Regions from separate parts of the Homo sapiens genome. Here region 2 is linked to region 1. The links are chromatin loops, found by intact Hi-C in ENCODE. Cell type or tissue: dorsolateral prefrontal cortex. All regions are shown on one strand. Each heading gives the region's core, and the rest is flanking DNA. Links, peaks and the distances in the headings are about the cores only. Region 1 overlaps TAFA5 (TAFA chemokine like family member 5). Region 2 overlaps TAFA5 (TAFA chemokine like family member 5).

What was found. Hi-C counts contacts between places; a loop is a spot of excess contacts. Peaks named below come from ENCODE experiments on the same cell type or tissue, not always from the same donor. Only the 100,000 strongest peaks of a DNase experiment are listed, where the experiment ranks them.
Region 2: it touches region 1 in a loop (4-fold over the local background); 1 of 110 quality-filtered maps calls a loop at or near these places.

Annotation. Positions count from the first base shown.
Region 1 is chr22:48,496,559-48,504,880 of GRCh38, forward strand. All of the region lies in intron 1 of TAFA5 (TAFA chemokine like family member 5), which reads left to right. Among named protein-coding and RNA genes, the nearest start is that of TAFA5, 11 kb to the left of the region's middle. RefSeq lists enhancers at 271-1,130, 2,697-3,610. In dorsolateral prefrontal cortex, for the core only: no CTCF peak of the experiment used is centred there; a DNase peak (open chromatin) is centred at 4,118; H3K27ac peaks cover 1,127 bases.
Region 2 is chr22:48,548,363-48,556,684 of GRCh38, forward strand. All of the region lies in intron 1 of TAFA5 (TAFA chemokine like family member 5), which reads left to right. Among named protein-coding and RNA genes, the nearest start is that of TAFA5, 63 kb to the left of the region's middle. RefSeq lists an enhancer at 1-204. In dorsolateral prefrontal cortex, for the core only: no CTCF peak of the experiment used is centred there; no DNase peak of the experiment used is centred there.

The sequences.
Region 1 (8,322 bases), core at 52-8,051:
GACCAGCTGTGGGGGACAGAGGAGGGCCCACTTGTGGTAGGCGATGTCTTCTGACGTCACCCACTCCACCCAGAGCTGGGCACAGAGGGGTCTGGCTCTACCTCTGCTGGGACTGCCTGCTCGTTTAGGGCGCTGTGTGGTCCTGGTTTGCAGGTGCACCGCAGGGAGAGTTGTGAAGGGCAGGCGGGGTGGTCCAGCCATCAGGGGCCCTGGTTTCCTGGGGGTTAACGGCGTAGGCTGTGCCACCTAAAGGCACATGCAGGAATCTGTCGCCCACAGCATCTTCATGCTTGGTTCAGGATCTCTGAATGAATATAGGAAAGAAAATACAGAGAAAGCAATACCACTAACACAGTAACAGGCTGCTGTGCTTGCATTTCACCTTCCAGAAAGAGGCTTGGCGCCCCCTCACCTCCCAGCCACCAGGGGAGGAGCTGCTGGACTGGAGGCCCCCTCCTTATGGGGAGCGGTGGGGCTGGTCCCGCACAGGGACTGCAGGCCTGCCTGCCTGACTCCAGGTCTGGGCTTCCTCCCGGTGCCAGCTCCACTCCCCACGGGCTCGGGGCTCCCCAGCAGTGGCCCATCCATGGAAATCAGCCCTGCCAGGGACCATGGCCCCGTTCCGCCCCCGCCTGCGGTGTTCCAGGCCGCGCCTCCCTCCTTCCCGTATGGGCGGACCTTGCCCTGGGTGGAGGGAGGACGCAGGGAGGAGAAGCCGGGGCCTGCGGTCCCACGGGGCCCGGCAGGGTTCTTCCATCTTCAGGGATGCTCCGCAGCCTCGCTGCTGGTTTCTGGGCCAGCCCCTTGCCCCTGTTTCTGCACTCGTAGAACAGCTCTAGAAAAGACGGCATTTCCGCCTCAGCGCAGCCAAGAAGCTTGAAAGACAAGACTGGAGTGTCCAGTGGCCAGGGGTCATCAGTCTGGGTTTAGGCCTGGGGGCGGGGCTGAGGCCTGGGGGCGGGGCTGAGGGTCAGAGGAGTAGCTGGAATCCTGGGGGCGGGGCTGAGGCCTGGGGGCGGGGCTGAGGGTCAGAGGAGTAGCTGGAATCCTGGGGGCGGGGCTGGAGGCCTGGGGGCGGGGCTGAGGGTCAGAGGAGTAGCTGGAATCCTGGGGGCGGGGCTGAGGCCTGGGGGCGGGGCTGAGGGTCAGAGGAGTAGCTGGAATCCTGGGGGCGGGGCTGGAGGCCTGGGGGCGGGGCTGAGGGTCAGAGGAGTAGCTGGAATCCTGGGGGCGGGGCTGAGGCCTGGGGGCGGGGCTGAGGGTCAGAGGAGTAGCTGGAATCCTGGGGGCGGGGCTGGAGGCCTGGGGGCGGGGCTGAGGGCAGGGGCAGGTTTGGAGGCCTGGAGGCGGGGCTGAAGGGTGGGGTGGGGCCCACCTGGAGGCGGGGCTGAAGAGTGGGGTGGGGCCCACCTGGAGGCGGGGCTGAAGAGTGGGGTGGGGCCCACCTGGAGGCGGGGCTGAAGAGTGGGCTGAGGGTAGGAGAGGCTGCAAGCCTAGGGGTGGGGCTGCAAGCCTGGGGGCGGGGCTGAAGGGGCAGGGCTGGGGGCCTGAAGGCGGGGCTGAAGAGTGGGGTGGGGCCCACCTGGAGGCGGGGCTGAAGAGTGGGCTGAGGGTAGGAGAGGCTGCAAGCCTAGGGGTGGGGCTGCAAGCCTGGGGGCGGGGCTGAAGGGGCAGGGCTGGGGGCCTGAAGGCGGGGCTGAAGAGTGGGGTGGGGCCCACCTGGAGGCGGGGCTGAAGAGTGGGCTGAGGGTAGGAGTGGCTGCAAGCCTAGGGGTGGGGCTGAAGAGGCAGGGGCTGGAGGGCTGCTGTCCTCTTGCAAACTAAGTCTCCTGGATTCCAAAGATATCTTTGGTTCTAACAGTTTGATTAATAATAATAATATGTGGAATACCTGGGAAGAGCTCAGAATTGGTAGGTATATTTAGTAGGACTTTTCTCGTTGCTAGAGTGGAAAACTCAAACCCTCCTTTTGGCCTCTTTTTCTGGACTTCTGCAGTGACAGCTCCCCAATCTTTGTTCTCGTTAAAGTTGCACTTGTTCCAATTTCTCCCAGTTCAGGGTTTCTCAGGGCAGCACTGGGGTCATTTAGAGCTGGGCCATGCTCTGTGGCAGGGGTCTGCCTGTACATGGCGGGGCTTTGCGAGCACCCCGGCCACCCCCCACTTGATGCCAGGGGCCCCTCCTCCCAGTTGTGACAACCAAAGATGTCTCTGGACCTTGCCGCCTGACCCTGGGACAATCAGCCCACTGGAAGCCCTGCTCTAGCGCACCTATACCTTGTCTGTGGCCCCAGCAAGCACACTTGTGCTGGTATTTCCTGGTGTGGACTCAATACCAGCAGGGTGGCAATCTTACAGTTTCTGGGTTTCTCCACTTCTGCAGCTGGACGGGCCAGCGTGGGGGTCTGAGGAAGTTCAGCCCAAGTCCCCGTCCCGTGCGTGTCCCTTGCCTCCCGTGACTGTTTCTCTGTGCAGAGACAGCTCCTGCAGGCTCAGTGCAGCCCCTCCCAGACCGGCGGAGCTGCTGGAAAGGCTGTCTGCCGGGAGGGAGGTGTCTCTGCACGTTTCCACACACTTCTGTTTCCAGAGCTTGGAATCAGCGCAGGGTTCACCAGTTGCTTGCAATCTCTTCTCTGTCTTAATTTCTCCGCATTTCACATGTAACCGTGCTGCCGATGGTGATGAAGCCATTTAGAGGCAATCAAACACTCCCGCACCGACGGCGGCGCCCATCAGCCTTTCCCCTCATCTTCCTGCTTGTTTCATTACGCCTGCCTTTCCAGGAGGTGGCTGAGTCCCCAAGTGTGATTTTTGGAGATTTCTGTGGTGTCTACAGCCCGCATTTCCTAAGTGGATTTCTCCCCAGGAAGTTCTGCTCTGCTGGTGGGACCCTTGGTTGCCTAGAGTTTGCTTTATGTCCATCTCTGCGCCTCCCCCAGCCTAGCACCGACGTGCCCTTCTGTTCTAGCCGGCTCCCCTGACTCTGGTCCCTGGTTCCTGGTCCCTGGCTGAGCTCAGGCTCAGTAGGGCCCTCCGCAGGGGGGTGGCGCCGGGGTCAGCCGGCCTGTGCTGGTAGAACACTCAGCTCCACTCTACACTGGATGCTGCCTCCAGGCAGGCTATTCTCATCCTGTGGGCAGCCTCCTGCCTGGGGCGACCTCTGCCACCCCCAACCTTTGTTGCTGAGTCAGGACTTTCCTGTTTCCAGGGCCGTCTTCCTCCCCTCTTTTTAGGGCAAGGCGGACCTTCCCTCCCGGGTCCCCTTGTCGTGCATGTGGTGGGCTGGGGCGTGGAGTGTGCTTCTGTTATGTGGTGCAAATGTGCGTTCCGGGGTGTTAGACAGCACTCCCAACACACACACACCCGTGAGTCTGCCTGCAGCTCCAGATCTGGTCAGCTGGAACCGCACCTCCCTTTGTATCCTCAGACTCCATGTGTCTTAAACCAAAGCCACCTTCTGTTCCCTTCAAATTCAGCAATTCTCAGAGACCCCTTTGCTTGGTAAGATGAGGGGAGGTTAAGGCTTTTCCTCTTTGGGCCTCAGTTTTCCAGCCCGAAATTGATGGTGCTCATTGTCTTCCAGACCCTCAATTTTAGGATGATAAAAACGGAGGTGACGCGGCAGGGTTGTACAGTTCTGTATCAGCGATCCCAGCCTCAGACTCCAAGGCCCCATAATGCAGATGGCAGGCTCGTCTGGGCCCTGACCCCACTCCCCTGTCCCTGACCAACAACAGCTTAAAGTGATGCTTGTTTGCTTTTGGCTTCAGCTTCACGGGCTAAGGGACTGATGGGATTTTGCTTGTAATTCACACAATGAAGTTGAAACATTGCTCGACAAACACCTCTAGTGTGTTTTCAAATAGGGGACGGGTCACTTGGGCCACTGTGGAGCAAAGTGAGCTTGCACAGACGGGTGACCAGGTGTCCCTGAGCACACAGTGCGTGCCGGCCTCCTTGGGTAGAGCAGCCCCGATGCTGCTGAGGAGGAAGGGGGTGTGGAAGGCGCCGGGCCCGCAGGCGGGCTGTGCTGTCCGCCTCTTCTCGGCTGAGCTGGAGAGTAAACCCTGTGAAACACGCATACTTAGCAGGCCTGACTTGCGCTTCCCGTGACGACGTGGCTAATTGGGAAGTGAGTCACCAGTATCTAGCTCGTAGTAGCACTGGGGGACTGGCTGACATCGCACTGTGTCCCAGAACCCAGCCTGCCGTCGCCGCCTCGGGTTCCTGGATGCACACAGACAGGGCTGGGGGACTCAGGAGGTGGGGATGGGCCTGGCCCTGCTCGGGTAGGGCTGGTGCTTGGTATGTGTGCTGTTTGCCATGGAAGAAGCTAACGGGAGGAGCTGGGGCATGCTTGGGGTCCTGTCAGGGACGCATCTTTGAAGGTCAGCCTCAAGGTCATCTCCCGCTGACTGCCCAAGGCCCCTTCCATGGGCATGGCCACTGTGTCCCTGTCACCTCCAAACTGGTCAACCAGGCCTTCCCAGGGCTTCTGGCCCTGCCTTCCTTGTCACCCCCACCCTTCCCCCGCCACCAGACATTCTGAGCCACTGCCTTTCTCGGGCTGTGAGTGGCTTTGCCTCCACCGTGGTGAGCCCCTCCCTCCGCGCTGCCACAAGACTGGCTCGTGCTCCAAAGCCTTGAGGAGCTGTGGCCTGAATGCATGGATTGATTGGAGTGAGGCCTTCTCTCCCGGGCACCGGGCACCTTGAGTCAGCCCCCGAGGCCTTCAGTGTGCCCAGGCCTGACTCCCCAACCTGCTCTGAGCAAACCTAAGGCCCGTTGGCCTTTTGGTTTTTGGTGCATTTTCCCGCCCTCGCGTCTGGGCGTTCTGTCCTGGAGACAGGCTCCAGCACCCGGGCGGTGTGCTGCAGAGGCTGGCGGCGTGAACTCGGGTGACGGCCTCTGCTTCCCTCCTGGACGCCTTCCTGGTCCTGGCCCATCTCTCCAAGGGAAGGGGCAGTCGGGGGTGCCTGGGGAGAGGTAGTCGGGGGTGCCCGGGGAGAGATAGAGGAGGGATGAGGACACAGGTGGGAAGGGCTCGGAAGGCTGAGTTCTGCTGACCTCCCAGGCCTCACGGGCCCCAGGGAATCTGATGGGATGCAGTAATGGGAACTGGGACTGAGACACAGCCCAGGAGTGTACCAGCATCTCCTTTCCTGTCCCCTGGAGGCCCCAGGGGTGTGGCGGAGTGAGGGCTGAGCCAGGCCGCTGAGTGTGGCCGCTCTTCTCAGCCCCTCTCTGTGCCCCGGAGGGTGCATCTGTCCCCACTACACCCAGACCCACTAGCACCCAGGCTTACTGACGTCCCCAGAATGGTCTTCTGAAACAGCAGGCAGAATGGAGGAGTTGCAGAGATGGGGTGTGCGGTCACTTCAGGGCACCCCATCCATTCCGCCCCATGCCGCCTGCCTGGTCTTCAGGTTTTGAACTTAAAGCTGGAGGGGCCGGTGAATACTGTCTGTGTGGGTTCTCCCAATGTCATTGCTGCCAGCCTGTGGCCCACCCGCTGTCTCTACCATGACGGTTTTCACCTGATGTTTTAGAAAAATAGATACCAGTTTTATGACAATGAACATCTCAGAATTTACTTATTTCTTTTTAAAAATCCATTGGATAACAAGAAGACTGAGGAGTCTGCCTGTCCTGGTTGACCTGCAAACAAATCTGCTTGGAGCTTTGTTGAGGCCGATGGTCTGAGATTAACATACAATGGGATTGGACTGGGAGAGAACCTAATTTGTTGTCATTTCAGTATCTCCTGTGTATTTGGTTTTATTACCTGTTGAGGCACATTGTTCTAAAGCATGCCTGGGGCCCGATGCCTTGGTGCTGCATTTCTGGGGGAGCTGGGAGTACTTTTGTCTTAGGCTTTTGCAGCAGTTACAGTGTTAATGGCTCCAAGACTTCTAATGTTTTGGACTCTGCTGCTCTGACTTGGGAGTGGCCTCTCTTTGGAATTTTTTTTTTTTTTTTTTTGAGATGGAGTCCGACTCTGTCTCCCAGCCTGGAGTGAAGTGGTGTGATCTCGGCTCACTGCAGCCTCCACCTCCCAGGTTCCAGTGATTCTCCTGCCTCAGCCTCCCGAGTAGCTGAGACTACAGGCGCCCGCCACCACACCTGGCTAATTTTTGTATTTTTAGAAGAGACGTGGTTTTGCCATGTTGGCCGGGCTGATTTCAAACTCCTGACCTCAGGTGATCCGCCCCCCTCGGTCTCCCAAAATGCTGAGATTACAGGCATGAGCCACCACCGCACCTGGCCAAGAGTGGCCTCTATTTCGAAAAGACACTTTTGCTGTGCTTTCAAATGGCTTCTCTTCTGTAGCATTCCATTCCCTGATAGCACATCCCAGAATGTAGCTAAATACCACCAACGGGTCATATAGGACTCATGTTCATTTATTGGTGCTAATTCATGCTTCTAGGCTCCTGCCCTGCAGAGGTGGAAGGATGTGGGTCCCAGATCCACGCGGGACCTTCCCATGCTCTTCCATGCAGTCATCTGTGAGTCTTGTTGGCTCATTTTCGGGGTTCTGTGGCTGTGTCGGGAGGCAGCGGGTGGCTCCTCTGAGCTGCCTGTGTGAGGAGGTCTGTCCCATTACCAGGGCTCTGCCATGTCTGTGAGCTGGAGAAGGCAGGGGCTTCCAGAGAGAAGAGTTCTTGCTGCCCCTGGGAAGGACCTCGGGAGCATGGGTGGGGTGTGTGCATTTGCTGAACACGTGAGTTGTGAAAAGTCTGGCTGGTGCCAGGTGCATGGGAAGCCACTGACTCGTGGGCCCCTGAGGGCAGATACCTTTGGCCTGGTGTCCCTCTTGCTTTACGCCAAGCACATTGTGGACGGGCCTTGCCAGAGCAGATGTGGACTCGTGAACTTGGGAAGGTTTCAGAACCCACAGCCTAGAGACGAGGGCTCCCCACATGGAGGAAAGAGCAAAACGCATCACCAAAAGTGCCAGGGACAGTGGAAGCCGGTAGCCAAAGGCTTCCCAGTCTGTCTCAGCACTTTCTCCTGTTTCCAGCCATGGGCTGCCATCCAGCTACAAACGGAATCTTCAAAAAGACTATGCTTTAATCAAAATTAGTGTTTCATTGATGAAAATAGACGTGCATTTGCTGAAGGTGGTCATTTTTTGATCTACTTTTGCTTCCATCATTTTGAGGTTCTCAGATGAAAAAGAAAGTGTTTTCGAACACGGGAGAAGCTCTAAAAGTCCCAAGTGCCATTGTCCCCATGGTGATGTTAGATGACACTCGCACCCCCATCAGCTCCTCAGACGTCAGGTGGCTTTTGTCTGTTACACTCTGGGAAGGAGCCCATCCCCACGACACACCAGCACCACAGGACCCCGAGTGTGTGGGGTGCCGAGCCAGCTCAGGATTGTCACCCAGGACCACACACTCACACTCAGGTGGGCTCCATAAGCCAGGCTGGGACCCTGCTCTCTGTATCATGCCTAACCCAGGTTCCACCCCAGAACTCAACACCCAGTTGCTCACTCTTCATTTCTGGTACCAGCGATCGAGTGGGCACTTCTGAGAGACAACAGAGTGAGATTTGGCTCCACCGAGCTTTAGGGGTGCGGGCTGGACTGGAGGCCATCCAGGTGACACTCCCTCGGCTGGCAGAGTGGGCCAGGCCACCTTATCTTGTGGCTCAGAGATAACCCAGGGTGGCGTCCTGGGGGTTTGTTCTCCCAGCACTTTATCTTAGGTGCATGTGTTTCCATGAGATTGGGATAATTCTGTTTAGCAAAGGTCCATTCTTAATCCAGCCGTGCTTAGGGAGCCCTCCCCATGGGGGCGCTGCCCTGCAGCAGAAAGACTTCCGGGGGCTGGGCAGGGGGGCAGCTGGTCTTGGAGAGGGAGTCCTCTGCTCTGGGTGGCTCACACCATCATTTGAAGGAGTCCAATGACATTCTTTTCCTCCTGGGCAGTTGGGCTGGTGAGGCCGTGAGTCCGGGCACCTTGCTGGGGGACGTTTCCCACATGCTGTCAGACTGGCTCAGCTTTATCATTTGGGGGGAAGGACACAGAGCTTCACAGACTCCTGGGGGTGTGCTGAGGCCTGGAGAGGGGGCTCCCTGTTTGGGGCTCACCTGCCCCACAGCCAGCTCTGGCAGGACATGCATGGAAGGCACAAGGCAGTGTTTGGCAGAAAATGAGTCAAGGTTGTTCTGGGAGCTTATCAGAGCAAGTGGCTTTTCCTAGTGTCCTGGGATGGCTCGCCGAATCCCAGAGACCCCTGCAGGCGATTGTGTTAGGATCCTTGCCAGCAGCAGCTGCCAGGGCAGGGTGGGGCAGAGGGGCTGCAGGGTCCA
Region 2 (8,322 bases), core at 48-8,047, 52 kb after region 1:
TCGTCCTGCCATGCCTTTTAGCATGAGCTTGTGTTTCCAACCAGTATATATTTTTTGAGATTGGGTGCCTGTCTCTGGAACAAACCAGAAACTCGGGCCTCACAGTGCTGTTCGGGACCCTGGGTCAGCAGTGGTGGCTTTGACCGTGGGTCTGTGGGTCAGCTACAGTGGGGTCAGACTGGACCCCAGGCTCCAGGCTCTGGGGCAGGGGAGTGGACTGGGGGAGCTTTGCTGCTCTCGGCAGGCTGGGCTCCAGGTGGTGGGTTGGGTTCAGGGCTGCATTTCACAGGGGCAGGCCCAGCCTCAGAACCACATCACTGCCAGCCCCTCCAGGTCATGAAAATCCCACTGGCTAAAGCAGGCCACATGGCCAAGCGCAGCATCAGCGCAGGTGAGAGCGTGCATGAGAGTTTTCCCAACAGTCGCCTAACAACCGAAGTCTCTTATCTCCTGGCCCCTTTAATCCAGTTCCCTATACTACCTGGCATACAGCAGGTGCTTATTAAATGCTTGGCCCACTGCTGGACTAAAGTCATTTGGTTTCACTGAACTCATTGTCTTTTTGGGAATTATATCACAAGAAGCCTTCACACCCATGCTGGAAGAGCCTTTTGGCCAAAGAGAAGTTCTTTATAGCGATCAGATTGACCTAAAGAAGAGTTTTCCCACATAAAATGTGAATTCATTGGCATGAAATGACACAGTTTCATCATACATTGTCTCCTGAGTAGAAATAGGAAGAGTAAACACATACCACACCTTTCTCAAAGGGAATGAGCCTCGCTTCCAGCCAAAGGCAGGATTCATGATCCCATTTCTCTGCCTTGATTCTCTTTAGACAGTCACCAAAAAATTAATTGCCAAGTAGTCTGCAGTGTGTAGACACAGAGGGCTTCCAGCCCAGGCCTGATGTTGATACCTGCTCATCAGCGTGTTTGAATTACCTGGACCATCAATAAATGCCCGGAACAATATGAGCTTCAGGGACATGGAATCCATTCGCCACCAGGCAGCTGGTGGTCAGCACTGAGCAGGGAGATGGGTGGCTAGTACTGGATCCGTGCTCTTCTGAACTTTGGTGCAGCAAATGATTCTGCATGCATTCCAGAAAGTGGCCCTAATTTGAATTTAAATCTTATTCATGGTATTCATGTGGTGGCATTTGGAGAAGGGGACACCATGACAATACCAAGCAGGATGCAGGGACTCAGCAAAAGCAGGCGCAGGTGCCTCCCAAGGGACCACCTGCTCCTGTAAAACTGCAGTGGTCCTGCCTATCCTGCTTTTGGAGATGACTGCCCCTGATGGTGTGGCAGGGCCAGGGCCAGGCTTTGGGCTTCAGGACCAGGCAGTGCCGGGTTGGGCTTCATCTTCCACACCAACTGCTGTGTGGCCTGGAGTGGTTGTCAGAGCTGTGGCAACTGTGCACATTGAGGACAAGCACGGGCCCCTGCCCAGGTCTGAGGACTAAGTTCGGAGATGGATGAACAGGCAAAGTCCCCCGCTAGCAGTGCCAGACGCCCTCGGGAATTGGACTTGTGGTCCTGGGTGTTCATTGCCAGCTTGCTCTGCACCAGGCGAGGTCCGAATGATTTCCTTGCAATGATGCACTCATCCCTGAGGCCACCCTGTCAGGTACTGTCACATCCCTCTCCTTCTCAAAGAGAAACCGAGTCACAGAGTGTTTCAGTAACTGAGAACATTAAGTGACTCGTATGTGGCAAAGCTGGCCTGTATCAGAAGCTGGGAACTTTGGGGTATGCTGGGCATGGGTGTAGCAGCCTGTGTGTGTCCACCCGAGGTGGCCCTGCCCTGTTTCCACACACAGCCTACCTAGAGCTAGAGAAGGCTCCAGGAGTTGAGTGCTTGGCTCCAGGGCCTGGGCAGATGGCGCATCTGGCCGGGATAAGGTGTAGGCCTGGGAGAACAGGGTCAGTGCAGGCCACAGGTGAGGCCAGATGCAGACAGGAGCGCCATGAGAGGGCAAGGGCTTCCAGGCTGGCACATGGGCCTCTCATGCACCTTTCCCACAGACTGGTCGGAGGTGCCCAGCAGGACCCTGGATGGCTCTCTGGGAGTAAGCTAAGAGGTCACATCTGGATGGAACCAGATGTGAGGGCTTTGACCCCCACGGAGCCAGGTGCCCCTGGGAAATGCCGGCATTGTGTGAAGGAGTGTCTTGTATCAAAGCAGATATGCCCTGCCCCCTACCCTCATCCCACGGTTCCTAGCAGGTTCCATCGCCTTCCGCACTTGATGCTGCTGGATCCTCCCAAGGTCCCTTTGCAGGTTGGAACCTGCGGCTCCAAGGTGAGGTGGCTTGCCTGGGACCACACAGTGGTTGGGTGTGGAGTCCGGACAAGGTACATCCTGATCCAGGGCCCCCTACTCTGATCCACGGGTGTCTGGGCTCCAGAAAGCTTTCTCTGACCTTCTTGTTCTCGGGAAAGAGCGGTGCCTCCAGGATTCAGGCCTGAGTCGTGCCCGGGACCATGTGGATCCCTTTCGTTCCTGTGTCACCTGGGGGTGAGGCAGACATTCCTAGTCCTGCTTGGGGCATCGTAAGATGGGCTGCTGTGGTGTCCCCTCCCCACCAGGGCTGCTCTGAGGGCCCTGGTCCTGATTTGGACATCATAAGATGGGCTGCTGTGGTGTCCCCTCTCCCCCAGGGCTGCTCTGAGGGCACCCCTGGGGAACATCATGCAAAGTCCTCCGTGCCCCTCTGGGGCACGGGGTGAGGTCCCTCCCTGTGGTGTCTCAGTGAGCAGGAGGCAGGCACAGCATGAATGTGGCCTCTGACAGCACAGCCATGCTGAAGACCCCTCAGCCTGGGCTCCCAGGGCCCCTGACCCTGACCTGGACAAGGCTGGGCCTGCAGCACCCTGGAAGGCAGGGAGCCCCCCAGGTCAGTGCGTCTGAGCTCGGGGAGGAAAACACCAGCCGAGGGCTGGGCGGCTCGGCTCTGACCCAGACGCCTGGCATAGTCTTGGCAGGTGCCAGCCCCGTCTAGCCCCAGTGTCAACAGCAGACCCGTATCCTCTCCTCTCACCTCCTGGGCAAGGCCACTGTCCATGAAAAGCTTGCAAGAACTGGAGGAGCTGCATGAGCAGGATGGGACCAGGTGATGGCGGCTCGCTGGTTTTCCAGGCACACACTAAGGGGCCCAGCCCATCAAGAATTCCGCTCCAGAACTCCTTGATATTTGGCTTAAAGTTCAGCTCTAAATATAGACCTGTTGGGGTCTGTCGCAAGTGTTTTCTTGAGGGGCCTGTGACGATGTGCATGGGGTCCTAAGGGGGGCAGGGTTCTGGCACCCACCCTTCTCGTGGTCTGCAGCAGTGATGGAAGCAGGTGCAGGAGGGGAGACGGGGGCTAAGGAAACTCTGTGACAAGTGCTGCCTTCTCTCGCCTCCCCAAAGACCCTTCTCCAGGAGAGCCGCACCTCTGCCCCGCCCGCTCCCCTGGCTGGCCCAGGACCCACCTGCTGCCCCGCGCTTTCCCATGGCAAGTGTGGGTGTGGCCGCTGTTGGTAACAGAGGTGTGAGATCAAATGAATAGCCTCTGAGCCCCTGGTGGGAGTTGGGAGCCCTGTGGAAAACTGATTGAGAGCACGGGCTCCTGCGGGAAGGCAGTGCTGGCCCCACGCCCTGCGATGGCCGTTCAGCTCTGACTGTCCTCCCGGCAGGAAGCGTCCTCCAGTGCTCCCTCTGCTGTGCTCTGTCACTGTGGCTGTGTGGCTGCAGCCTGTGCACTGTGAGCCCTCCTTGTGTGGGCTCCCGGGGACCACCAGAGAGCCCCTCCCAAGGAGTCACCAGTCACAGCGGACCTCACATGGCTCTTCTGCTGTGGAGAAGGGTCCACACTTGCCTCCTGTGGGCCAGCTGCCTTTGCTTGCTGGTGTCCTGGTGCCTGGCTGCTGTCACCCAGGAGTTGGGCTCTGGGCAGGGAGGAGGGCTTCCTGGAGGCAGTGGCAGAAGTCTGATGGGCTGAAGCCCTCAGGAAACCTTCTCAGGGGGTCCCGTTTAGGAAACAAATCCCTCTGCTGATGTAGCTGCTGGCTGACTCTGTCAGCGCTGCCTGCTGTGGGAAGCCCTTATGAGCGTGTACATCCTCTCTCGGGGTCCTGCAGGCCACGAGGTGGGCAGCCTGCTCTCCTTGGGTCAGGACATGGAGACTTCACAGCCCGGCGGAACCCACGCCCATGCCCAGCTCTGCCTAAATGGATCGATCATCTAGAACCCCCGTCGCAGGGCTCGGAGTTGCGGGCAGGGTGGGAGACCCCTTCCAGAGGGGCCCCTGTAGATTAGCTCAGCTTACTTGATTCATTGATTTTGTCAAGGGTCCGTTTATCATACTGACAACTGGAAAAACCTTAAATAAACATTTATCATCCTCCGAGGGGCCCGGCCAGGCTCCCAGGGAAGAGGAGGGGCAGCTGGGATTGCACCTATATGGGGCTTCCAGGGCTCACCCCGAGGGAGGAGGCCCAGAGCCAGCCCTGGGTGCTGAGCCCCTGGTTTCCCACTGTTGTGACGGCCCTGTCTGCATTCCCTGCAGAATACCCCAGAGACTCAGACCTGGGGCTGATCTGAGGGGGGCTCGTCCCCAACCACCTGGTCACAGGCAGAGATTGGTCTGCCTACTGCTCATTCATTCATGCATCTTTCACCCCGAGAGCCCACCCCTCATCTCCCACCACCACACCCAGCACGGGCTCAGCTCAGACCCTGCTGTTGCCTTCCTCTGGAAGCTTCCTCTCTAGACATCCTCCTGACTTGTGTGATCCCAGCTTCCCTCAGATGCCCAAATGCCGCCTCGTCAGGGGAGCCCTCCTGGACCACCTTGACTCCACAGGCCCCCCGCTCTGTGCCCCTCCTGCCTGGCTCACTATGTCTCCGTGGAGGCCCCCATGCCCTGGCTCTGTGCGATGGACAGTGGTTCCTGTGCCCTCCATGTGCCCCCACAGACACGGGTCGGTCTCAGCTCTGTTCCTGGCTGCATGCCCAGTACCCTGACCAAGGACAGATTGCCCGGAGGCGCCCGGGCCAGAGGGAATAGGATGGAGGGAGGGAAGCAGGATGCAGGCTTCCCTGGCCGCATGCACTGGACACCCAGGAGGAGGATGGGGTCATGGGGAGACCTGCACCAGGGACAGGATGGTGGGAGAGGGTGAGGAGGCGTCCCAGGGATGAGTCCTGGGGCAGGGCTGGGAGGGGACAGATCACCAGGCACCACTGTCCTTGACTCTGTCCCCCACCCGGGGCCCAGACAGTGTTCTGGAAGGTTCCTACAGTGTCTCTGAGCATACCTCCATGCCTGCCGTGGTGCAGGCCCGTCTGCCTCCCACGGCTCTCTCTCCGGGCTGGTGGTGCCCTCCCTGTCTGCCTGACCTGGGGTGCAGCCCTGGCATGCCCGGTCCTCGTCTGTTCAGCCTGTGGCCTCTTTTTGCTGGGAGGGCTTGTCAAGGCCCCTGGAATCCAACCGAGAACTTGACAGTGGAGGCTGTTTGATGCTCATTAGGTGATCACCGTCCACCTGCCCAGCTCTTGGCCTCCGTCCTGGCCAAGCGTGGACACTGTGCTTGTCCAGGCCACTGAATGGGAGCATCAAAGAAGATACGGAAATTCCCCCAAAGCGACAAATGAGGTACAAACCACAGGCTTCCTTTTTATCCTGCTCCCGCTTCCAGAACCCAGGTCCTCGGGCGGCCGCTCAGAAGAGCTCAGCTCCCGCCTGGGCTCAGGGAAGAGATGAGGCTGTGGAGAGCCTTTGAAGGATCGGGAGGAAGAGGCTGGAGACTTTCTGAAAGGGCTCCCGGCAAAAATGTCCCCAGGGAAATGCTCCCGGGTGTCTGGGCTTCGACTTTGAAGGTGCAGAAGTTTGACGGGCTAGTTTAGGCCGTCATTTTTTTTCCATTAATAAAAATTAGGATAGGAAGGAAATTATCATAATCCAACATTGACAATGAAGCTTTCCCATTTACTTCTCTTTCTGTAAGGGTTTTTTAAAAATCAAAATGATTTACGATTAATACAGTGCATATTAAAACTTTTAACCTGGTACCTTCATAAAGTAAAAAAATGTTCCCAACATATTACATTTTTAATCACATGAGTTAATTACTCTTTAGGGAGGCTTTGGAAATTCTGGAAAGGAGGGTATTATGGATTTCAAAGAATGAGACTGAAACTGTCATTTTAATGAGAATGCAAATGAGATTGCTGAGGTTCAGCGGAGGTCACAGCAGCTTCATCATCAGGTTATTACAGCCATTTATTGCCAGTAACAAATGAATATTAAAAGCTATTGTTTTAACAGATTAGACCTCCAAATTATTATTATTTCAAAATTTCCTGGGTGTCTGGAATATAATTTAAAAATTATGAAATGCTAAGATTCTCTGCAGACCTATAATCCTCTCAAGAGCCTGCTGGTTTTTACAAAGATGTGGGTCTCTCTTTCCCCGAGTGTCAGAGCTTGCAGGAGTGTCTCTGCAGAGACAGTGGGACACTCATGGTCAGGTGCTTCCTCTCCCCATAGTGGTCCTGAGAGGGGGTCCTACGAGCCTCTTCAAGCTGTGTCCTCGGGAGTCCCTGGGCGGGGGCCCAGGGTGGCAATGTAGCCCCTGAGGCTGGGGCTCTGAGATCTCCGATGGTGGAGACAAGAGAAGGCTGTTCCAGTGGCTGTCATGGCAGCAGGAGGTCAGACGACTCCCACTGCAGGGCCACCCAGTCCTGGACACCTGTCCCTGCCCCACCCACCACTGTCTCTTAGCAAACAGCCCAGGGCCTGGCACACAGGGGCTCCGTGGATGCCGAGTGAAGGGAGGGAGGATGGATGAATGAATGAAGGAATGAATGGATACTGGCTGGTGGCATGGGGCTGGCGGTGGGCTCAGCGCTCTTCCTAAGCGGCACGACCGGCTTCCCAGGTGCCTGGGCATTCTCCTCCCTCCTCCCTTTCGCTCTCAGAGCAATCCCCTGTCTCACCAGCAGAGCAAGCGGAGCTCAGCCCTGGTGCTCAGACCGTGTCCTGCGAGGGATTTCCGGGGAGGGCGGCTGCTCCCTGATGGAGGACGTGGGCTCCCAGCTCATTCCTGTGGCTTTTCCTGACTCTCACTCTGACAACGTAGGTCTCCAAGCGTGTCTGTGTCTTCAGAAGTGCGGATCTTTATGGGAAGAGGGAGAGAGGGAGACAAGGCAAAAACAACAACAAAAATCCGCAAACCCACTGAACACTGAGAAGCTGCTGGAAGTGGCCTGGGGTGCACCCCCCACGCCACGGGCACCCCGTGGTCTGTGGCCTCCTGCAGCCAGGTGACCCCGTCATCAGCAAGGCCCAGGGAAGAGGGGACCTTGTCCGATCCCCTGAGACAGGAGCCCAGGAAGCTGGTCCAGGAGACCTACCCGAGGGCATCGGGCAAGATACGGGGGTGGGGATGGGGGCGCTGTGGCCGCTGGCTGGAGGCTGCCAAGCCATCTCTCAAGGAACAGCTGCTTCAAGTACACAGACCTGGGAGGGGCTGGGCCTGGCCTTGGGTGGTGCTTGTGAGGGGTGGAGGCCCTGCCACCTGCTCCCCTGCCCCAGCCAGGGCCCTCTTCTTGTTCTAGCTCCCTCCCTGGAGGTGTCCTGTCCTGTGGGCAGAGTCTTCTGATGACTTTGGGATTCATGGACCAGGCTAAGACCCTAAACGCTGAACCCCACTCCGGGAGGGGGATAGTAGGGATTGGTGGTCTCATCAAACTCCTGGGCCACTGATGGGAGGTGATGTCACCCGAGACCAATGGCACAGAGGGCATCACAGGCAGAGGAGAAGAATTTGTCCTGGGGAGGCTCCCAGGGGACTGTGAGAAGAGGCGGGTCCCTCACAGCAAGTGCTCACTGGCCCTGCATCCCCAGAGCCCCCTGTGGTCAGCCCCTCCTGCAGAGCAGCCCCTCTGGGGTTTGCCAAGCTCCGGGGACCTAGTGAGGTTGTGGCTGCATCTCCATCCTGCGCACCACAGGGAGAAGCAATTAAATGTAATAGATGCAGAGGCTCCCGGAATTACATTATTTAGGAGCTGCAGCTTACACACATATGCACGCGTGCTAAGCTGCACATAATTAATAGATTTATTTAAATCAGCCTCTGCCATCTGTATTCATCTGGAAGAGAAGCTTCTTGGCAGGCCCATGTTGGAAGACCTTTGATTTTTGAAAGGAAAGTGGGGTGTCCCGAAGAGGCGCTGGGGCAGCAGGGGATTCGTGTCCCTGGGGGCTCTGGTCTGCAGGGCACACATCACACAGGTGTGGCGGGGCAGTGACTGCAGCAGACAAGGCCAG